Linked DNA regions of Mus musculus: all the other regions are linked to region 1. A link is a loop called in an ENCODE intact Hi-C map of the cell type or tissue named here. Cell type or tissue: heart. All regions are shown on one strand.

Region 1 (8,000 bases):
TGCTTTGATGATAATGGACTGAACCTCTAAACTTGTAAGCCTGCCCTAATCAAATGTCATCCTTATGAGAGTTGCCTTGGTCATGGTGTCTGTTCATAGCAGTAAAACCCTAATTAACACAGAGTTATACAGTAACACTGGAAAAACATAAACTTAGAAATGTGGATAGGTAGAGTTATGGAGCGAAGGAATTCGCAATCTCTAGACTCTCCAGAACAAGGATATGTGTTCAAATTCTCTGAGTATGTGTTCAAATTCAGGAGAGAGCTTTCACAGGTCTCTCACTCTTAAACTTACCTGGGAACCTGAAATGCATTGCTGAGGTCTCAAATAGAATCTGCTCTTGGCTCTCCGGTAATGAATGAACAGCTACAGCCTTCGGTTACAATTAGTTTTTGATTCAGGAGTATTTCCCAGGGGTAATCTATGAATGCTCTTAGGGAGGTTGGTGAGGCAGACCTGGAAGCTGGGGCTCAGCTGAAGGGATTGTGTGCCTGTGGGATAGAGCTGTGAACACAGTATGTTAGAACGTAACACAGCCAACGCACCAAATGCCAGGGTTTTTAAATTAGAGGGTTGATCGGGCACACACACACACACACACACACACACCACTCACATATAGATTCGTTTATATTTATGACATCTTCCCCTCCTCCACCTCAAGCCTGACCTCATGTGAACAATGAGTCAGGCTTTACTGAAATCACTGGAAAGACCATAAGTTCTGTATTTCCCTTCAGTGAGTGACCAGCGCTGAGCCTTCTGAGGCTGGAAACCCTGGAATTCACACGGCCAATTATGCAATACTAGACTATTGGGAAGCATTTCCGGCTGGCTCAGCTGGTGATCTGATTTTACCCTGCAGCATCAAGATTGATAGGCCTTATAATTTTATCCTGGTTAGTGCAGACGTTGTTCTTATGTAACTCAAAAAAAAAAAAAAAAACAAAAAACAAACCTCCTTGGTTTTGAAAAAACCTTATACCCTTTAAGAGGGCTTTTCCCTCAGGACACCTCAAGGTAGTGAGATCCAAGCCCTGAGCTCTGGCTCGGGTAAAAAAACCAAACAAACAGTTTTCTCCTTTCTGAATTTACTGTAATTTAATTCCGCTGAATGCTGTGTGTGCTGGTTTATGAGAAAGAGGGAAAAGCACAGAACAGTAAAGCCTCCCTCTAAATTACATCCCCCCCCGCCCCCCGCCCCCCCCCCCCCAGGTTTGGGAGACTGAACTCAGCACTGCTCAGGCGTGAGCCTCACTCTGGCTTCCTCCTAAATCACTGTGTCCAGGAGGCTTCTCTGGGCACCATGGCTGTGGGAAAGAGACTTGTTGTTCAAAGGGACAGAATATCGACTTAGAGATTCTCAGTTTCTCTCCAGCTAATGAAAGGGTGTAATTTTACAGCATCACGTTCATATGCATACATAATTAGTGTGTTTATGAAACACCGTGCAGAACCTCAGAAGGCCTGGTTCTACTCCTGAAAGGGAACCCTCCAGTGAGGAGCAAGTACGTGCGATGTGACTGTGCTCGGACTGGGCTATCTATCCATCCACCATCCAAGGCACGGAAGAGATCTTCAAAACAAACAGCCAAACAAACAACCAAACACCCCACGCTTTGGTGAAGCACTGACAAGGCCAGCTACAGATCCAGCCACTTCTACAGTTCCAGTGATAAAATAAGCACTAGCTACTACATGGAACAACTGTGCTAGCCAGAGAGATTTTTATAATCGGAGAGAAAAGCTCCCATCTTGACTTGCTAAGAGAGACAACTCCTCTTTCCTTGATTATAAAGAAGGAAGACAGATGGCTTCTTGTTTAAGACTGTAATTTCAGCATCCTCCCTCAGTTAAAAACAAGATGTCCTTTTCTGGCTTTGAGGGAAAAATCTCATGGGAGGGATTTTTATTCCTGGCTGTATTGAATAATTCAACAAACACCCCAGAGAGCCCAGGGAGATATAAAGAAGAGAATACTTCCCCTTGTTCTCAGGGAGTTTACAATCTTACTGTGGAGTTTATGAACAGAATTGGGACCCACAGCAATTAATGCTTTATTTCTTCATTTCCAGCTAATGACCCAGTGGTTACCCGTAGGGAAAGAAGCCTTGGAAGTCACTCATCCTGTGCCTAGGAAAGAGCCTCAGGTCAAACTGCAGAAAAGTCAAGGATCTGAAGAAGTTGTTGTTGAGTGCTTATTCACTGACCTGTCCACTGCCTACCCACATTATTTAATCTTACACTTTGCAGCCATCCCTGCTATCAGGACTTCACAGAGGATCATGAGGTTTGGAGGAACAAGCCATCCAGGAAATGGTAATGCAAAACACCAACTAGGGAATTTTCTGTGTGTGAGTTTGTCTCCATTCCATACCCCTCCCACCCACACCCATTCCCCACCCTCTTGTTTAGATTTCTCCTTTCCTTGCTCCTCTAGTCAACTTCCCCTTTGAGTTTGAGTCACCTTGAAATCTGCCTTTTATGGACAAGTCAGCATTTCTGGGGTCTCACTCTGGTATCTTTGCAAACCTTTTGATCCCAGTCTTTGCAACACCTTGACAATATGAAACAAGACCGGAATGTTTATATGAGTGTTAGATACATGCGCGTTTCGGTGATAGTTAATCATGACCTTGTTTACTCTCGCCATTTTTAAACTGCTCTCGCTTCACTGTATCTGTAATGACTTCCCTAACATTGGAAATTTCTTAAAGGTTGTGCATGTCTAACTTGTTGCTACCCCCAACGCATATTAATACAGGTTTCGTTTTTTTTAATAAGAGAGTAGCAACTTTGCCTTTTATCGCCTGTTTAATCTTAGTGCCATAAATTTCTAGACTGTAATATAGTGAGTGCCTCGGTAAATATTTTAAAGATGAATTGGTGCGTGTGTTTATGTGTGTGCCCGCGCTACCATGTGTAAGAAAGTTTAGTGAAGAACCAACATGGCTTTGACTTGAGGGCCTGGAGTACTACCTTCCCCTCCCATTTCTGGCTCTTTTACTACAATTTCCAGTTGGGTGCTCTCACTGTCGTCGGCCTCCTTCAAGGCTTAGTGTCCACATCAGCAAAATGGGGCCAGGAGCAACAGATGATATTTTTCCACTTCCATCACCCATTCCTTCTCCATGGGAGGTTTTGCAAATACTCTCTCTTCTGGGTAACATAAACAGCCGCCAGAGCCCTAAAAAAAGCTCCGGGTCAGTGACCTCAGAGGCGCTCCCACCCGGGAGAAGGAGCGACCCCCGGTGACCTCCCCGTGCCTCGCGCGTACAGAAGCAAGTCGGCCGCCTTCCCTCTGCGAGCCCGCCGGGTCCACGGGCGCCTCGGCCTCAGACGCCCTCTCGCCGCCCCGAGGCAGAGCTCGGCCTCGGTGCCACCGCGAAATGGGCCCGGCGCCGCGCAGACTCCTGCGCGCGCCCAAGGGCCCGGCCTCGTTCTGGGCTGCCGTCGTCCCCGCCGTCCGCGCCGCGCGGCGCTGCACTGGGGGCGGGGAGTCTGATGGGAGACGCGCGCGGCGCCGAGGAGGAGGCGGCTGCAGCCCGGGAGAGGGAGCGGGAGCGGGACTGGGAGCGGGTGGTGGGAGGCGGGGGCCAGGGGGAGGGGCTGCCGCCGCCGCCCGCCCCTTTCCGCTGGGGAGCAGCTGCAGCAGCAGGAGCGGAGCCGGAGCCGCGCAGCCGCCGCCGCCGCCGCTGCCGCCGCCGGGGGATGTGGCCGGCGCCTGCCCCGGACCGCGCAGCCTCCTGAGTTCTTGCCGCTGTCGCCGTCGCCGCCGTCGCTGCCGAGTCGTGCGGGGCCAGGCCGCGCCCTCCCCGGGCGCCCGCCGGCTCGCATGCCGAGGGGCTCCGGGGCGTAGCTGCGCGCCCGGCGCCGCCTCCGGGCTCCTCCGGCCCCGCCATGGGCTGCTGCAGCTCCGCCTCCGCCGCGCAGGTGAGGGGCTCCCGCCTCCCGGCCGCCCGCCCGGATGCCACCCCGCGCTGTGAGCGCCTGCCGAGCCGTGCCCTTCGCTCCCCTGCCGTGCCCTGCGCCCCTCCGGTCCCCGCCGACCTCGGCGCTTCGTGCCTGGTCCCCCAATGCCCGCTGCGCTCCCTCCCCCGCTTTCGCACCTGAGCAGCCCGTCCCGCCCGTCTGCAGGTAGAGGCGCCCCGGGCGCCCGCTCTGCCCCGGGGAGGCATACGCTTCCCTCTCCTTGGGGCCCGCCAGCCTGCTCTCCACCTCCGCCGAGCCCCCCCGCCACCCACAGACTGTTTTCCGTGTCCCCAGAAGGTGTACCCCAGCTTGGGCTCTTCACCTCTCTTCCACCTTATTCTAGTTTCGGATCCATTTAATAAGCTGCCCATTTCCCCTGGTCTGCGGGCCCCCTTGGCCGGGATCAGGTGCTTCACTGGGTCCCGGTGCCCTTCCAGGGCCCATTTCACAGATCCCACCCGCTCGTTCCCCATCCCATCCCCCCTCTGTGCCTTGACCCTGAGCACCGCGGCCTCTCGGCGCACCGAGGCCCCTGCGGGAGCGGGGGGACTGGGCTGGGAAGGAGATTGGGCACCTGGTGGGTGACGGGAGCGTTACGGAAACTCCCTCTTTGTTGCCAGTGTAACAGGAGGAAGAGGTGCCGAATTTAGTTTTTCTGTGGGCACTGGCTGGATGTTGTCGCTGAGGGCTGAGATGCAGAGATTTCTCTCAGCTGCCACCCTGCCCCCATCCAAATTTCGCTAGCCGCCTTCTCTTTCCGATCAGAGCCTTTAACCTGGGTGGAAATGTTTGGACAACTGTGTAAGGATCAGATGTAATAGAACTTGACTGCTGGCCACTAATAACTGAGAGGACCTGTTTGTAAATTATCTAATTTAGTGGATTAGTGAGTGTATTTACAAATACGATAAAAAGCAATCAGGAATACTGCATCAAACTGTCTGGTGGTGGTGTATGAAAAATAGGCTCTGACAACGCCTGGGATGTTTCTCCACAGTTTCATTAGCGTAGAATTTAACAGTAGTCTGTGATTTGTTTGTTTGGTGGTGGTGATGGGGAGAAGTATGCGCTTGCTTCTAGAAATAAAGGCTGGTTGGTTCTTGGCGAAGAAAAAAAAATGCTAGTTTTTTGGGGAAAAAAATTCCTCTAGAGATGTAGCATCTGTGACACAGAAGTGCTTGGTGCTAAGTGACTATATATAACTCAGGTTTAAATAACCTGCATACTTGCTCTGAAAAATCTGAGATCTGTCACAGAAACAACTAGGATTGGAGATGAGTGGAGGACATTTATGGCTTTATTGAGCATTGATCCTGTTTGTCCAGTTCTTAGGCTGGCTGGTTTAGTTAGTGAAACCTTATTCAGTTAGGATAGCAAAGGAAAACCATGTGCCTGGTGTTAAGGAAGGCTGGATCACGGCTTTCTATTAGCATATAGAGGTGTAGAAAAACACATACCTTTGGGGATTTAGTTGGGGATTTAGGCAGGGGGTGCATCTATCAGTTGGGCATTGCTCATCTAATAGTTGTTTACATAGAGTTTTCATCAAAAAGTGTCTTTCACATTCCCTTTCTTTTCAGAATCGGGTTACTGTGCATGCTCATTTGGTGGTGAAATGCCTTTAAGACAGCAAGGTATTGATAGTTTATGGATGGCTTGTTCAATGTGTGAAGGATAGTGTGGGAGGGATGGGTTCTGCCTCAGGAGGCCACTTTAAATGGGCAGTGGGTCACGGGCTTGTCTCCCTCCATGCAGACCGCTTCCTCTCTCCCTTTCCCCTTCTCCCAGCCACTGCTTTCTGCACGCCATGTGACACAGACAAGACTCCTGTCATGCACCTGGGGGTGTGCTTTTCTCCCCCTGTGGATTTCTGTAACCAATCAGCAGTTTGTCAACATGCTTTAGTTCAGTGTTGGGGACTTGAAGTATTCAGTGGAGCGTCCAGGCAGGTTTTTAGGTACAGGGCTTGCCATCATTTTTTTTTTTCTTATTTTAGATTTTTTTTTCCCATCATTTTCATTTCTGAAGTGTTCTCGATCCCCTGATGTCTTCAACACTCATCTCAGAAGCATCAGGCATCTAGAATGCTCTTGTATTTATGTGTGTTGTGTTGAAATAAAATAGGGATGCAACTTTAAATGTTCTCTAGATGCAACGCTGCACATTACTGAGCTAATCTTCAGGGTCAGGAGTGTCTTTTCAGGCAGAATATGTTTGATTCTGCTTTCTACTGAGCTGTGAGGTTCTTGAGTGTAGAATTTGCCTTTTTCCCCCCTCCCTCAGCTTTCCATTTATGCAATGCCTCACTGTATGCTGCAGAGCTGCTCAGCTGCGGTTATTGAATGGAGTGCATACGTAAATTTAAACATTTGGCTAGCAAGTCACTGATTGTGAAGCCCCCCCCCCCAGCCCTGATCTGTGTCTCGCACTTTCCACGGTTTGATAGTCTAAGTTCACCAGACTATCCTTTTCTGAACTCAAACCTCAACTTTGTAAAGTTAAAATTTACTGTGGGAGACCACATTTATTCCTGTTCTGTCAGTAGCACCACTGGTTTGTAAAACGGAGCAGCTTGCCTCCTTTGCTCCTGACACCTTGCTCAGTGTGGGTATTTATTTTAGTCAGTGCAGTGCTATAGCATCTTAAAAGACTTGCGTGCAAGCTCTGATGATACCCTGTAGAGTCAATCAAAATACGATATACTCAGAGGTATCACCAGGAACTTTGAAGCTAGACTTTATCAGTGTATGTAAAGTACACTTTATTTTTGTTCTAGAGCTGGGTGTTGAAGTGTAGTTTTCCCTCCTAGTCTTTTACTGCGTTGCAGATGCTCATAAAAGAGTTTATGGTCTTCTGGACTTTGATCCTTTGTAGTCCAGATACTATTTTTTCCCTTGGCCATGACTAGGTATCGTAATTCCCCACCAAAATAATTATTCCACTTTGAGAATTAAAATTAAAACATCATATTCTGTGCAGGTATTTTACTGCCAAGGAAGCAAATTATTTGCAAAATAATCTGTATGGTATTAGACACATACATTTAGGAAAAGTGTCTGGTTCCATGGGCACTTACAGAACTCTTAGGGCGATTTTTCTCTGGCTTAAATAATAGTCAGTAGTTACACATTGTTGGAAATGGCTCAAAACAAACCCAGTATATGATGCCTAAAAGTCTGCTTGAAGGGGGTATCAAAGTAAGATGATCTGGAGTTTCTTTTTACAACATTAATCCTACCTAAGAGTGTTAAAATTTCTCCCCATCTGTCCATAATTAGTTTCTTCTGCTATAACCTGCTATACATAATTTCTATTCTTGTAATGCTAAACTTCAAAGTTCCCTTGTAAATCTTCAGATTTATTAAATGTTCTTTCCCATTGACAAACCAGTGTAAATGAAGGGGGTTTGTGAAAGATTACTTAGCAAATTGCTGTATGTCTTTGTCCTTAATGGCTAGATCATTATTTTCCACTGCAGTGCTTTAGAGGCGAGGAGGTTTCTCAAGCTTTTGAGGTTCTGTGTCCTCCTCCTAACCTCAGAATTGGAAAGAGCTAGAGAGAGGGGTGGGGGAGGGAGAGGAAGAGAGAGAGAGAGGTGCACAGACTTTCTAGTGGAAGAGACTACCTGTTGTGAGCCTCAATTTAGAAGACTCTTGGGCACTGTCTTGTCCCAAGCCCTTCAAACTGAGGGTGACATTTTTAACTGCCATATCCTAATTGCTTAGCCATGCTGCCTTAAAAACAATTGGGAATATTTACTCATTACTATTTGTCTTATAATACTTTCCTAATGCTGTATTCTCACCTGCTTTGTAGAATTTGAAGTCAGGTGATAGAAATGAAATTGAAGGATTAGTGGAATCACTGACAGAGACTAAATTGTTCAATTAAAAACATGATCTGGGAAGTAAACTTCATTTAGAAGCATAAAAGATCATGCCAGAAATATGTAAGGCAAGCTGTGTTGGTGGCCAGGCCTATAATCTAAGCACTCAGAAGGCTGAAGGATTGCTACAAATTCAGTA
Region 2 (8,000 bases), 56 kb before region 1:
CAGGAGACAGCTATATCAGGGTCCCTTCAGCAAAATCTTGCTGGCATATGCAATAGTGTCTGTGTTTGGTGGTTGATTATGGGATAGACTCCCCAGTGTGGGTTAGGAGCTGGGTCTGGACCCTCTGCAAGAATACCAACACTCTTAACTGCTGGGGTAACTCTCCAGCCCTAGATTTGTGTCACTCCCAAAGCACCTGCTATGTTCCTCCTAAGGCCTCCCTACACGTGTGCTCCTGGAGCCCCTTCAGTGGCGGCTTATTGTGTAAACCATTGTTCATAGTGGTCTCCTCTTTGGCTAGTTGCGGCCTGGCAGGTATTTGGGTCTTCCTGCGTATTCTATGCTAAATACTATTTAAAATGTCTCAAGAGTCACAGACAAGTTTTTTAAAAAAAGATTTCTGAATAAGGAATCAGAGAAGCAGTGAGCTGAATCTAGGCAAGCGCTTCCTTTAAAAAGCCGTAATGTAACAAAAACCAAAACAAAACAAAACAAAAAAAAAAACAGCTAGAATTTAAAAAAGAAAATTACAGCACTCTGAGGAAGAAAAAAATGTTTTCTTCAGTGCTGTAACTACTGGAAAGCATTCCTGTAAGTAACCCTAAGATGTAACATTCTTTGGTTCACACACTCAACAGTCAATGAAAATAGATGGGAACAAGAGAAAGCTAGAGTGGGTAATGGGGTTGAGACGACCAAAATCCATCATGCACCTGCGTGGAACACTGTAATGAAAACACTGCCACGTATACTAAACATTCGCTAAAAGAAGGGAAAGGGGCATGTGGGCTCATATTTAAATAACAGGCCATTGCCTCGCTGAGACATTGATAAAGCTAGCCCCCCAGGGGAACACCTCAATTAGCTCTATTTTCCAGATGATCAGATCAAGACCCTGAAGTCCGATTCTTGTCCCTGTTCCTCTTCTCAGAACAAATCAACCCTGTGGGAAAAAACTGGGCACCAGATAGCGCCGGCACAAATAACTGCCTCGTTTTTGCGACAGGCTGTGTCTCAGGACTTCTTGGCCGCCATAAGAGGGTAATGAGCCCATTGATCATTGCTGTGTTTCAATAAATATCTTTTTCCTGATAATGAGCCAATTTATAATCTAAACCCAGACATTGTCTGGCCTCAGAATACGTGATAAATATGTATCACCATAATTGTTATTATTTGGTACTGCCATCTGGGTCACTTTTTTTTTTTAAATAAAGGGGTTTTTGTGTGCTTTTGAGAGCTGCTTCTTCCAGGGTACCATGTCCTGGAGACGCTGTTTCAAAGAATGGCCTGGGAAATAGCAAGACATTGGAATAGCCGTCTCAAACTGTTTTCTACTGTATGCTCCCATTTCTAACAAAATCTCCAGCCCATAATGACCCCTGCCAATCATGCAGCTGCAGTTTCTTCGGCTCCAGATACACCAGGCCTGGTGCCAGATGTGGTGGAGAACGCAAAGTTTTGCAAGGGACAGACTGGTCCTTGGTACTCAGATAAATGAGCACTCTTATATGAGGCTGAACTGTGGGTGGCAGATAGGCTATTTTGCTCTCTCTCTGTGTACTTTACCATGCCTCATTCTATTCCACCATCAAAGAAAGTGGTGCTACTGTGAGCAGGTCAGCTTTAATATCACATAGATCGCTGTAAGGCAAAGTGATGCTTTGAGTATGAAAGGTGGGGGCGGGGCGGGCTGAGGTTTCAGAATGCTTTCAGCTACATCTATTCTGATGTCCCTGCATGAGCTTCCTTTTTTTCCCTGGCTACTTGGGTAAAGAGGCCTGGGTCATTTGCCTCCCAGGAAGGATGGAGCAGAGTGGAGTGTGGAGAATGTCCCCAGGCCAGTCCAGCATGGCAAAATGCTTTCTTGTAATTACATAGGAGAGGCGCTGGGTGCAAGGTGGTAAGAGAAACTATGCAGAACAACTAAACTAGGAGACTCACAAGGCCTGAGAGTTATTTAATTCTCAATGGAGAGGTAGGTACCTTCTACGAGCTTCAAGCACAGAACCAATGTCATCACTTGTTATCTTGATGTTCCTTATAGTAGTGAAGTAAATGATTTCTGACAAGACAATCCCAAAGGCTACCCTGCAGGACTATGTTGTGTATTTAACCAAGCTGTATATGTAACCCAGTAATTGTCTACTCACTGAAGTTCCTCCCTCCCCTGTGTCTTCAGGGTTTCTCAGCGTAACTAGCCCTGGCTGTCCTGAACTCACTTTGTAGACCAGGTTGACCTCTAACTCACAGAGATCTGCCTGCCTCTGCCTTGGGTGCTGGGATTAAAGACACGCACCATCACAAATGGCCAATTTTCCTTTCTTTAAATATCTAGAAGCATCCCAGTCTTTTTTTTTTTTTCATGTTCTTTTAGGTGAATGTGTGTGTTGCCTACATGTTTGTCTGTGCACCGTGTGCATGTCGGGTACCCAGCAAAGCAGGTGTCAGATCCCCTGGGACTGGAGTTACGGAGAATTACGTGAGCCATCGTGCGATTACTGGGAACTGAACTCAGAATCTCTAGAAGAGCAGCCAGTGCTCATAAATGTTGAGTCATCTTTCCAGCCCCAGATATCTCATTATTTAAGGACTCAGAGTCAATTTTATCATCTGTGATTTTTTAATTTTAATTAAATGTTAATTTTTAATGTATCAGCTTGCTGGACCCAAAACATTTGAGCAAATGATATTCTGGCTGTTCCTGTGAGGGTGTTTTTGGGTGAGATGAACAATGAAATCAGTGAACTTTGAGTAAAACAGATTGCCCTCCATAATGTGAAGGTCAAGGGAAACAAACCCTCGTCTTTTAAAGCCAGCAGTCGACCTTCAGCTTTGAACTCCATGTCATACCAACACTCTGGGGTTTCCAGCCTGACACCTATCCTGTAGGATACACAGTGAGGTTTTGTCTCAATAAAAGAAGGGTCAGGGGGTTGTTCAATGAACTCTGGTATAGAGCAAACTAAGCCCTGAGCTGATCTCCAGCACAGCAGAGAGAGAGACATAGACAGAGAGAAGAAGAACAAAGGAAGGGAGCGAGGGAAGGAGGGAGGGAGGGAGGGAGGGAGGGAAGAAGGAAGGAAGGAAGGAAGGAAGGAAGGAAGGAAGGAAGGAAGGAAGGAAGGAAGGAAGAAAGGAAGCCATTTATAAATTGTAAGTTTGACTCAAATTCCAATTCTACAATCAGACAAACTATTTCCTGTTTCTTAGTCTCTGTCATGTGATAGGTAATATTGGGGTCTACCTCACAAGGTTGTCATGAGGAGGACATTCAAAAGTGCCTGGTCCCTCCTGCTTGACTTCTGAATGAATATTAAAAAACTGTCAAGTGAACATATGTTGTCCTGGTCCAGCATGAAACTGGATCAATAAACATAATCTCAATAATTCCCCCAAAATATAGCTCTTCAGGCCCTGCTAGTCTCTGAGGTGCTGGGCCTATGAAGTCAGAAGGCAGGGCTGTAAAGACGGAAGGCAGAGTTGTAAAGATGAAAGACAAGGCTGTAAAGACGCGGTTGAGCTTGCCTGGCTCACAGAAACCTTTAAGCCTTGTGTGGGGTACATGTGGGTCTATGCTCACCGCGGCAGGGGGGGGGACGGGGGGACTGGGGGGGTATTGAAGATAATTTTCTATGGAAACTGAAACAAGCTTTCTCTTCACCAGGACCTTCTCCAAGCTTCCAGGCTTCCAGGCTTCAGTCATGGGCCCTAGAGCTAACAGAGAGCTGGTTTCTGTACAATACTTCTGAGCTCCCAGCAAGCCTGGGTGAAAAATAAACTGGGCAGTGGAAGGTGCTGGTCTCCAATCAGCGATCTTCCCTGGTGGTCCCTGTTCCTTTTCCTGTCACTCATATGCCTTGCTGTGTGTGCTCATTTCTCCCTGTCACTAAGAGTTTTGGACGTAGGACTGTTGTGTTGAATGTTTGTTTACTTCCAAAGAAAAGAGACTCCTATACCAGGTTGGCATCAATATTTCCACAACTTCTACTTGCCCACATCTCAGAAAAGGTGGTTCACTCACAAGTACCTGTCTTATCAAAAGCAAACAGCAGAGGGCAGTATGGGTGCTCCTTTCTGGGACACAGTTCACTAGAGCCACAGTTGAGCGATGGGTTTTCTCTGGTTGCTTCAGAGAAATAAAGGAGGAAGACTCGCGAATGTGCCCATTTTCTGTTGTTGCACTGTATGCCTTGAAAAGACACCCCCTCCCCCCCATAGCTAATAGCTATGTAGGTCAGAAGTTCAGGGCTTGCACAATTGCATTCAGTGAGCATGCGTGGGTGTGGCTGCCTGGAAGGAGTGACCCAGGAAACTGTCATTCCACAGGGAACCGTAGGCATGGCTAGCCAACTCAACGGTGCCAGCTACTTCAGTCAAGAAAAACAAAAGGACGGGGTCCAAGTGCTACTGAAGACTGTAGGAGATCAGCTAAATTGGGGGTTTGCTGTGTTTACAAACTCTCCCCCAAGAGTTCCAGAAATGTGAGCTGAGAGAAAATTTTATTTGCTAGAGAACACAACTAAATGATAGCATGTGCCAGGTTCTGAGTTCAACACCCAACCCACTATGAGAAGAAAAAAAGGGGAAAGAGGAGGAAAGGAAGGGAAAGGGGAGGGAAGGGGAGGGAGGAGAAGGGAAGAAGGGAAGGAAGGAGAGAGAGAAGAGGAGGCAATTTAATTTTCTGTGACAAAATAGTATTGTCACACAGTGCGAAAGAGCGTTGGATTCATCAGTGTAGTTTTATTTCCTGATAATGATTAAGCAAAACAAAAACTTGTGACACTAGAATGTCTCTACTCTGTCCTGGACCCCTCAAGGCTACTCTTTCTTGTCCTGCCTAAGGTACTCTTGTAGGAAATGAACACCGTGGAACTTGAGAGCATCAAAGGCAGCCGCCCCTCCTCTGCCTTCAACTAAAGCAATCCACTTAAGCAAAACTGGACTTAGTGGCTCTATTCCAGTCTATTCCAGCATACAGCCTGAGACCCGTGCAGCCCATCTGCCTCTTCTTAGTCTCTAGCATGTTATATTTTGTTTTAAAGAGTAGAGGCAGCTGAAGGTAGGTCCGTGCTCCCTCATCATGGGGGACCTTTCTGACCACTTGTTTAAGGAGTCTGGAAGCCATACTCCTCTCCTGTCTGGTATTTAAGACTGTGGTTCTGAAGGTCCCAGTTGGGGAAGGAGTATGCTTACTGTATGCTTGGCTCCAGGATGTCAGAAGAATCCACGCATCTCTCCTGACTCATTGGGACCCAAGGTGCCAAGCAGCCACATGGAGAGCAGCTTGTAAATGGGTCCCTCGGAGAAAAGGAAGAGAGGATTCTCTTTCCACCCTTCTTGGTGACAGTCCCACTTACAGGACATGGCTGTTAATCTTCCATAGGAAGTAGATGCTAATTCGGGCAGAGAGTGAAGAAGATATTACAGTGAAAAAAAAATAACCTACTAGAAACTTTGTGGGGAAAGGCTTATTACTTTTGGGTAACTCTGAAACATTTCGTTGCCTGCTTGCTTCTGTGCCACCAGCTGGCTTCCCATGGACCATAAACCCTCCAGGCACATTTAGTGTAAAACTGGTATACGTCTTCACTCATTCACTCTGGTGGCCACAACTGGGACATGACTCCATAAAAAGAGGAAGAGTCCCAGGGCAGCCACCAAGTCACTCACTGATAGCTACCCATTACTTCCTCTCCGTGGATTGTGGCTGCACCCCTTACCTTCCTATCAGACCTGACTTTTTTTCTGTCTCGCCTTTATCTCTGTGTTTCCATTTGGCAACCAAGCGTTCGTGAGCCAACAGCGCAGTCTAGGCCACACGCCAGCTCAGAGCAAACATTTAAAATTCATTAAGTGAATCTAACACTTTCTGCTTTGCTTCCAAATCACCATGTTCTCTCAGTTGGACGGGCTTGATCTCTCCCTTAATTTAGCTGCTATTTTTCTCTAGATGCTATCCTTTTCTATCCAAGACTGGCCACACAGATAAAGATGGCGACGCTCTTTCTTTTTTTTTTTTTTTTTTTTTTTTTTTTTTTTTTTTTTTTTTCCATTTTTTATTAGGGATTTAGCTCATTTACATTTCCAATGCTATACCAAAAGTCCCCCTTACCCACCCACCCCCACTCCCCTACCCACCCACTCCCCCCCTTTGGCCCTGGCGTTCCCCTGTACCGGGGCACACAAAGTCTGCGTGTCCAATGGGCCTCTCTTTCCAGTGATGGCCGACTAGGCCATCTTTTGATACATATGCAGCTAGAGTCAAGAGCTCAGGGGTACTGGTTAGTTCATAATGTTGTTCCACCTATAGGGTTGCAGATCCCTTTAGCTCCTTGGGTACTTTCTCTAGCTCCTCCATTGGGAGCCCTGTGATCCATCCATTAGCTGACTGTGAGCATCCACTTCTGTGTTTGCTAGGCCCCGGCATAGTCTCACAAGAGACAGCTACATCTGGGTCCTTTCGATAAAATCTTGCTAGTATATGCAATGGTGTCAGCGTTTGGATGCTGATTATGGGGTGGATCCCTGGATATGGCAGTCTCTACATGGTCCATCCTTTCATCTCAGCTCCAAACTTTGTTTCTGTAACTCCTTCCATGGGTGTTTTGTTCCCACTTCTAAGGAGGGGCATAGTGTCCACACTTCAGTCTTCATTTTTCTTGAGTTTCATGTGTTTAGGAAATTGTATCTTATATCGTGGGTATCCTAGGTTTTGGGCTAGTATCCACTTATCAGTGAGTACATATTGTGTGAGTTCCTTTGTGATTGTGTTACCTCACTCAGGATGATGCTCTCCAGGTCCATCCATTTGGCTAGGAATTTCATAAATTCATTCTTTTTAATAGCTGAGTAGTACTCCATTGTGTAGATGTACCACATTTTCTGTATCCATTCCTCTGTTGAGGGGCATCTGGGTTCTTTCCAGTTTCTGGCTATTATAAATAAGGCTGCTATGAACATAGTGGAGCATGTGTCCTTCTTACCAGTTGGGGCTTCTTCTGGATATATGCCCAGGAGAGGTATTGCTGGATCCTCCGGTAGTACTATGTCCAATTTTCTGAGGAACCGCCAGACTGATTTCCAGAGTGGTTGTACAAGCCTGCAATCCCACCAACAATGGAGGAGTGTTCCTCTTTCTCCACATCCTCGCCAGCATCTGCTGTCACCTGAATTTTTGATCTTAGCCATTCTCACTGGTGTGAGGTGGAATCTCAGGGTTGTTTTGATTTGCATTTCCCTGATGATTAAGGATGTTGAACATTTTTTCAGGTGCTTCTCTGCCATTCGGTATTCCTCAGGTGAGAATTCTTTGTTCAGTTCTGAGCCCCATTTTTTAAGGGGGTTATTTGATTTTCTGAGGTCCACCTTCTTGAGTTCTTTATATATGTTGGATATTAGTCCCCTATCTGATTTAGGATAGGTAAAGATCCTTTCCCAGTCTGTTGGTGGTCTTTTTGTCTTATAGACAGTGTCTTTTGCCTTGCAGAAACTTTGGAGTTTCATTAGGTCCCATTTGTCAATTCTCGATCTTACAGCACAAGCCATTGCTGTTCTGTTCAGGAATTTTTCCCCTGTGCCCATATCTTCAAGGCTTTTCCCCACTTTCTCCTCTATAAGTTTCAGTGTCTCTGGTTTTATGTGAAGTTCCTTGATCCACTTAGATTTGACCTTAGTACAAGGAGATAAGTATGGATCGATTCGCATTCTTCTACATGATAACAACCAGTTGTGCCAGCACCAATTGTTGAAAATGCTGTCTTTCTTCCACTGGATGGTTTTGGCTCCCTTGTCGAAGATCAAGTGACCATAGGTGTGTGGGTTCATTTCTGGGTCTTCAATTCTATTCCATTGGTCCACTTGTCTGTCTCTATACCAGTACCATGCAGTTTTTATCACAATTGCTCTGTAGTAAAGCTTTAGGTCAGGCATGGTGATTCCACCAGAGGTTCTTTTATCCTTGAGAAGAGTTTTTGCTATCCTCGGTTTTTTGTTATTCC
Region 3 (8,000 bases), 330 kb before region 1:
TCCAACACTGCATGCTGACTCAATGCATCCCACTCTCTTGTCCCAATAGCACCGGGAAATCCTTAAGGCAAGTCTTTTTCTCAACGCGACTGGAACACATGACTCAGCTAATGGAAACCCAGAGTCTAAACCCCTGGAACTATGAGAGGAAGGTTATGCTAACTCTTCCAGAAATGTATTGATATTGGACGCTGAAATTAGGCTGCCTCATGGAAACAATTATACCGTGAATCTGTAGGTTTAGATACTTGACAAATGCATAAAGCTATGTTTAAGGAACATCACAATTGTGAGTGTTTTGTTTTACTTGCCCCCAAGAAGAATACGGAAAAGTGGGCCTCTATCAACTCAACTGTAAAGTACTTCTACGTCATCCTCACCTGTTCTTCATAGCAAACCCCAGGAAACTCTCTTTGGCCATACGCTCCTACCTAGCTACCCTTCCTAGGTTTAAATAAGTAGTGCTTTTTCATACCTGAGTCTCACTGTCCAGCAGAGAGAGACCTCTGCAATAATATGGGGCTGCCTTGGTTTACAAGGCTCGTACCTGTGTCTATAACCCTAGAACAGTATTTGTTGAATGGATGGCTTATTACAATATTACCAACCCCTCTATCAGCTTAACTGAACGCAGTCCATTCTGGTCACAGAAACCTGTAGAGCATCGCAAGGGGCGAAACCAAAGCCTCTCAACTCCCATGCAGTTTCGCAAACAGTGAAGGGAATCTGCGCCACCATGTCGTCCACTCGCCTGTCACTGACTGCCAGATACTCAAGTACACTCCAAGCTTGCTCCTGCCATAAGTCCTTGTCACCATGCTGTGGTGAAGAACCCCTAAGACACTGAAACTCAAATTACCATGCAAAGACCTTCCCTGGATGCCTCTTAGTTTAAACTGATGGCATGCAACAGATATGAAATTGGCAGGGGGCAATGGAAATTATGCTAAATGAAATGATTTCGAAAGTCTGCTGCCTCTGGCCCACCTCCCAGCCACACAATTGGTAAACACAAGACATATTTTCCCAGTTTCATAAGAGCATGCAGTAAGCACATTTTCTTTTTTCTAACTTGGAAAATTTTCAGCCATGTGAAGCAAAGCCCTCTTCAATCATCAGCCCCGCCCATGACTTCTGCTTACTGTAAAGTCAAGCCAGTATAGAGCCGAAAGGCTGTACATGGGGTCAATTCTCCTTTCTGCCAGAGAATAAAGTGAAGAAAAAGCTTTCGGGGGAACAACATATAGCCATGCACTCTGCCCAGGAGTGGTACAAAAATAAATGATGGCGAAGAAGTTCTCTAGGACCCTAAGATGCAAAGCCTATGTAAACACTAATATTACATACACTTAAAAGTTGATCAGAAGTCTCTTTATGCAGCTTCCCTGTCTTTAAAAAGCAGTAAGTGCTTCATTTAATCTTTTGTGATAGATTCCAGTTTAAGAATCTACGTCTCTGGCTCTTATTTCAGAACAACATTTAAAAAAAAAAAAAGCTTCTTAATTCACCTTAACAGAAAATATAACCCCTTTAGGGGGGAGTCATTACAATGCCAAAGGACAGACACAGAAATCAACTTCCTTTCAGCATACTGGCCCTGATGCTGGGTGACACACCCCACTCACTGTAGGGTTCGTCTGTGACAACCAGAGTCACGAGTCAAATGAGATGAAACTAAACTTCTGAAGCCTGACCATTTCCTTCACAGCTTTTTCAAAGGCCAGGGTTTTTCTTTCTTTCTTTCCAGGGCCCCCAACAGGGTAATAGTGAGGCCCCACTGATTTAGCTGAAGGTAGTAGCTTACCTTCTGGAGACCAACATTCGCCTGCAGCAGGCTGTCCACAGTAGATCTTGGAAGGGACAAATTGTGCTGCAGGAATCCAGAGAATGTTTCATTGTCCACCAGAAAATCCTGGAGCTTCAAATCTATTGGAAAATTGTGTTTGTTTACAGTTAATAACTCAAAAAAAAAAAAAAAGACTCAACCGCTATGGGGAAGGTGGAGAATAGAATATTGATTGCTTCATTTTAAACGGATGGGTGACCACAGGCTTCTGGCTTACATACACCGAGAAGTGAGTTTCAGGAGCTCCGTCTCGCTGGCAGAGACATGAAAAGATTGCTTTCTGATGACATGTTGAGCCACACTCAGTGTGGGCTCCCACAGTCCAACAGCACAGTGGTGTTGTTACACACATGGTCTTTCCTTGTTGCCAATTGAAAAACCAACCCTTTTAAATGATCTCATCCATCCTACCTGAGGTTTGTGACATGAGCCCTGCTGCTCCTGACTCCTCAGTGCCGCCTCACGTAGCTAGCACTGAAAATACTGAGTGCCTTATTTCCACAAGCCACAGGGGCTAATCTCCCAGATCAGCAGGCAATGGCTCGCTAACATTTCTGTGAACCAGAATCGCTTGATGGGTTGCCTCAGCTAGCCGGCTGGACAGCAGTCTCAGAGCATCTGCTTCTGCCAGCTCTGGCTGCAGCAGCTGCATGTCTAACAAGCTCCCAGGTGGTGCTGATGTTGCCTGCCTGGGACCACACTTCCAAGAATCACAGGGGAGTCCTGTGAGCATATCGAGGTGTTTAAATAGACATGGTCTCTTCTTGGTTTCAGAACAAAACCTGGGATTTCAGAACTATAAAGTCCAGTTCCTCCAAACACTGAGAAAAATATGTAAACGTATGTTTGAAATCCCACCCTTTGCTTTACTAAATGCAGTGACTGCTAAAGGCTTTCATTCCGACTCCCATTAAACAATAAGCTCTCCAAGTACCAACTCCCATTAAACAATAAGCTCTCCGAGTACATCGAAAAAAGGCTTCACTCCAGTGGCATGAAATAGAAAAGAGCACTGGCCAAGAATTCAGAACGTCAGTCTCTGGCTGGAGGCTAGGTATGATAGTACCACTTGAATTTCATTTCTTTAGCACCTTTCTGAGCCTTGGGCCCCATCATCTGTAAAGCAAGAGGATTCTGAGCAGATGCTGAGTGGTGCCTGCCTGAAACACCAACCATTTTCCTGCCTTATTTTATTGACTATTTCATCTTTCTTCTTCCTTACCCCTTTAAACTTCTAATAACCCGAATTCTTTTTTGAAATTAAAACAAACCAACACCACCACCCCCCCAAAACAAAAACAAAACCAAGCTCATCTGGGACCAAGTGGCTGACCACTAGAGGGCAAACTTTACAAACTCAAATCAATTACCCGAAGAGGGGTTCCATCTGAAAACAAGACTGCAGTGTGCACTGATGAAACCGTTTCTCTTGGGATCTAAAAGGGTCTCCCTTCGTAGAGACAAACAGTCCAAGCAGATTCTTAATAGATACAAATGACCCAGGCATCTTCAGCATGGAGCAAACTTCAGTAATTTTGAACGGAGCTGATAAAACAGTGATTCTCCTCAACTCATCTATAGTTTTATCCTAGGGTTCCTCATACTATGCCACAGCTGATCTGAGGCCTGTCAATGTCCCTCCTTGAAATCAGCACTCAGCCATCTGTCATCTGCCTGGTGTTTCCATCGTACAAGACCCCACACTGCTACCACTGAACTCAATTCTTTGAGTTGCCATACCCACAGAACACCTAAGATTCACTTAAGAGGCACACAAAAACTAGTTTCTGGGTGTCTATTCCTTCAGATTACAACCAGGGGTTCTAAGGTAGACCACCCACAAATCTCCATTTTAATAAGCAGCCTCCACATTTCCAATACAGCGGGTCTGGAAGCCATATATTATGAAATGTTATTTTACTTAAGTATAGCCTGCATTCAACTCTAACTTATAAAAATGCAGAATAGGTCTTTTATCTTAGTGTTCCAAATACCTGGAACAAAGCCTGGTACAAAATTACTGCTCCAGCAATGACACCTGACTGAATGCTAGATGAGGTGACCAGAAAGACTTCAGAAGGATCTTTGAGATTAGTGGGTCCAGGAAGAGACCAAGGAGGGCAAGAGCATCAAATCTCTAGGCTATAGCCCAGGAGGAAATAAGAACCCTGACCACAAGTGTCTTTTCAAAGACAACAACATCTAGAACATCCCAGCATCCCCATGGTGGGGGGTAAGGAGAAGGAAGGAAGACAGGCAGAGAGGCTTCAGCCAAAGCTTGAGGTGAAAAGGCAGGCATGCTTATAAATTAGTTATGTATGTGTGTATGTATACACACACACACAAACACACAATACTTAAGTTTGTGTATGTACATAAATCTCAAAAGAAGAGGTGGAGAATAGATCATTCAATAGAGCACTTTTTTCAATATGAGCAATGCTCTACACACACACACACACACACACACACACACCTCATACTGGGAAACCAAATTCTGGGCTCTGTATCCATGTATTTCTAAGTTTATTTGACCTACTTAAACTTCCATGGCCTTACCTATAAAAATGAGGATCAAAAGAGAGCTCTGTGAACCTTGATAGAACAGAATAAATCTATGACCTAACACTCAGATCAGCCAGTTGAACACAAATTCCTCCTGAGCAAAGCCACAGCAGTACACAGCATCCTACGTAGGAACTTCAGAACAGCTCCTTCCTTCAGGGCAGCAGAAGTGTGGGAGGTTTGACCCAGACTGCACTCTGAAAGGACCTAGGTCACCCAGCAACACTCTGGAGACCAGCAAATGTACTTAGCATGTTTATATGATGCTTCCGTTATGTCAACAGACGCTGCAGATAAACAGCTGGATGTGATCAAACACCAACTGCCTATCCTCTGGATGAGACACAGAAACCAAAGAAGCTGGTTAAACAGCCAACAGCCCTTGGCAGTGCATGAACATAATGTGGCAGATGCTGGGTGGGGATGATGCAGGAAGGCCATAGAGCCTTGGCTACAAACAACTTGCAGTCTGGTCACGTGGATATGCACACATTATCTGCTGCTGTCCTATCACCGCTGACAGCTGCAGTACATACACACACAGGAAGACAAAGGTGTGTGGTATGATGGCTCTTAACCTTGGAGGCTGCTAGGCCCACTTGGGAATTTTAAAAAATCCCAAAGCCCAGGCCACACCCCCCAGCACAATGAACCAGAACTGTGAAGGACAAGAATTGGGTCTTGAGAATTAAAAAAAGAAAAAAAAATCTAACCAAGTTTGATGTGGTGGTGCATATCTGTAATGTCAGTAGTCAGGAGGCAGAGGCAGTAAACTGCAAATTAGAGGCCAGCCTGGGCTACGGAGTAAGTTCCACACCCGTGCTTACACAGGAAGTCCAAGCCTCAAAACAAAACTATGCAGGCAAAAAGAAGTTTAGGACCATAAAGCCCAAAATGTAATGCTGTTTCTTGCTATAAATTAGCTGTGTGGCCATAAGATGCCACTATACCTTAAAGTCCTGGGGATAAGAGACGTATTCATACACTTGAGCAATTAGCAACTGGCTAGGGACAAATGTTTATTAAATGGTAATATATTAATTGTCACTAAAATGGCAGTCTTACTGCACTATAGAGCAATGTGCAGGAAAAAATAAGAACACAGATCTTCCCTCTAGGGATTTTCTTGGTTATCACAGATTTGAGGTATAGGAGAGGAAAGGGGGGAAAGAAAAAAGAAGTGATATGAAGACAGACCACAATGGCTTTGTCCTTGCTGGTTTCTGTCTTCTGTATGCAGCTAGCTGTGTAGGAGAGTGCAAAGAATGAACCAAGCCAGATGACTGATACAGCTAGTAATCTTGGGTGAAGCCACTGGATGGATGGATGGATGGATGGATGGATGGATGGATGGATGGATAGATGGATGGATAGCTGGCTGGCTGGACAGATGGCTGGGTAGGTGGATGGATGGATGGATGGATGGCTAGATGGATGAATGATGGATGGATGGATGGATGGGTAGATGGATGGATGGGTGGATGGATGGATGGATGGGTAGATAGATGGGTGGGTGGGTGGATGGATGGATGGATGGATGCACAGATGGATGATGGATAGATGAATACAAATGCATGAATGTAAAATGAGCTGATATGACCTGAGAAATGACCAATTTTGAAGAGGTAAATTCATCTGGCAGTAGGAAGGGGACAGACCAATCAGGACACGAATGTGAAGCAGACTGGGTCAAGATGGCTACGGTATCCCTAAGCCGCCTACTTGGTTTCATGCCCCAAGTGACAAGCCGCATCAGGTAAACAACAGCTGGAAGCACAGCAGGAATAAAGCAGAGGGAAGCTGAGTTAATGAGATGATGACACAGAGCTTGATGCAGTGGTCCACACTTGTAACCCCAGCTATTCGGGAGGCTGAAACAGGAGGATCACAAAGTCAAGGTCTCCTTGGTCCACAATATGAGTTCCAGGCAACGTAGTGAGAGAAAGGCTGTGGGTATGTCTCAGTGGTTTGTGAACTTACCCAGCAGGCATGAAGTTCTGAGTTCCATTCCCAGTACCAGAAAGAAAAAGTAAATAAGTAAGAAAACAAACCCAAAGGAAATGACAAGAGCATCCACCTTTCTGGACCTACTGTGAGCCTTACATGAGAAAGGTACATGCCAGCCATGGGAATTCCCGTGCCGAGTTACATGCTCCATACAGATCTTCTAATCTGATCATGTCCAAGGACAGCTTCTCTCATCAGCTGAGCTGCTGTGTTCAAAATAGATAGTAAGAGAGAGGTGACTTTGACAAGAACACTGAGATGCCAAACTCGTGGCCCCATAAGATGTGTCTGAGTGTGCACATGTGTGGGCACATATATTTATGAATGTATTATAGATTTGTCTGAGTGAGATAAAACTATTTTGCTTTTATTTTTCTACCTGCTACAAGGTAAAGGAAAGGTCAAAGCTCACTCAAGTGCCTATTCAGAACTTCATGAAAAAAATTAATAAAAGCCAGGCCTAGTAGCACAGGCCTGTTATATCCCAGCTATCTGGGGCTCTGAGGCAGGAGGATTACAGTACAAAGCCAGCTTCAGCAACTCAACAACTCATCTCACCAAAATATGTGGGTGGGGAGACAGGTAGGGATATAGGTCAAGGGTAGAGTGTTTTTCTAACATGTAGAAGCCCCAGGTTCAATCCCCAGTACTGCAAAAAAGAAAGAGAGAGAGGAGAAAGGAATATGGAGACACAGGGAAAAATAAAAATAAATAAACCTAAAATTTTATAGAGCATCAATGAAAGGATCATATCTTCTGGAAACTGTGAGACTAGACACAAGTAGATGACCAGTAACAGACAAGTTATTCTAGGTAAGACAAAGAACGCTTCGTGGGAAAGACAGTCACTCAGTTAACCCTAACCAAATGAATTGACGGGGACCTGGTTTTTATTATCTGTGGAATGTGTGGTTGGGGAAAAAGTTCTCTGAAAAACTCTTTTCCATGTTTCTGAGAGGAACACAGATCCAATTGATCCAGCACCAGAGACTCTTATCAGAGAGGCTGAACTCAAACACTTCCTGCCTGTGTGACCATGAACCTCACTTGGCCCCTTTCTTTGTTCTCTCTTAACCTCAGTTTCTTAGACATCAAATGGAGTTGGGGCCAACAAGAAGGTTTAGCAAGAACAGTACCTGCCACCAAGCCTGGCACCCCAATCTCAGTCCATGAGACACACGTGGGATGACTTCCACAAGCTGTCCTGTCCCTTCACACCCAGCCCACCTCACACACATACAAAATAAAGTGTAATAATGTTTTTAAAAGAATATGGAAATAGTAACATTCATAAGTTGATGTAGAATGCAATGATTAAGAGTATGAACAAGAGACTGGAGCTAGGAAGATGGCTCACTCAATAAAACACCTACTGGGCAAGCGCAAGGAACTGAGTATTCACCCCCAACATCAAGGTCAAAAGTCATGAACCATCCATGCCCTCAGTGCTGGGGAGATGGACAAAGGCTCAAGGCTTGCTGGCCAGTTGGTGTATCCAAATCAGTGAGCTCCTTGTTCAGTGAGAGATCCTAAATTCAATACTGATGTCTGCCCTCTAAAACGAGTACACACAATACACACA

What was found. A loop is a pair of places that touch in the nucleus more often than their neighbours do. Peaks named below come from ENCODE experiments on the same cell type or tissue, not always from the same donor. Only the 100,000 strongest peaks of a DNase experiment are listed, where the experiment ranks them.
Region 2: it touches region 1 in a loop (2.0-fold over the local background); 13 of 42 quality-filtered maps call a loop at or near these places.
Region 3: a loop joins it to region 1, with 3 times the contacts of the local background. A loop is called at or near these places in 4 of 42 quality-filtered maps.

The regions. Positions count from the first base shown.
Region 1 is chr4:53,436,781-53,444,780 of GRCm38, forward strand. It overlaps Slc44a1 (solute carrier family 44, member 1), which reads left to right and starts at 3,636. Exons shown (of 16, transcript NM_001374697.1): 1 at 3,636-3,936. The coding sequence starts at 3,904. In heart, a CTCF peak has its summit at 3,369; DNase peaks (open chromatin) are centred at 781, 3,501 and 4,461; H3K4me3 peaks cover 3,308 bases; H3K27ac peaks cover 2,709 bases.
Region 2 is chr4:53,380,789-53,388,788 of GRCm38, forward strand. All of the region lies in intron 2 of Gm12496 (a long non-coding RNA gene), which reads right to left. Among named protein-coding and RNA genes, the nearest start is that of Gm12496, 19 kb to the right of the region's middle. In heart, a CTCF peak has its summit at 4,048 (motif pointing right); DNase peaks (open chromatin) are centred at 4,253 and 5,753; H3K4me3 peaks cover 276 bases.
Region 3 is chr4:53,107,360-53,115,359 of GRCm38, forward strand. Abca1 (ATP-binding cassette, sub-family A (ABC1), member 1) reads right to left here. Exons shown (of 50, transcript NM_013454.3): 6 at 1,805-1,926. Among named protein-coding and RNA genes, the nearest start is that of Abca1, 49 kb to the right of the region's middle. In heart, a CTCF peak has its summit at 3,182 (motif pointing right); DNase peaks (open chromatin) are centred at 1,022 and 4,732.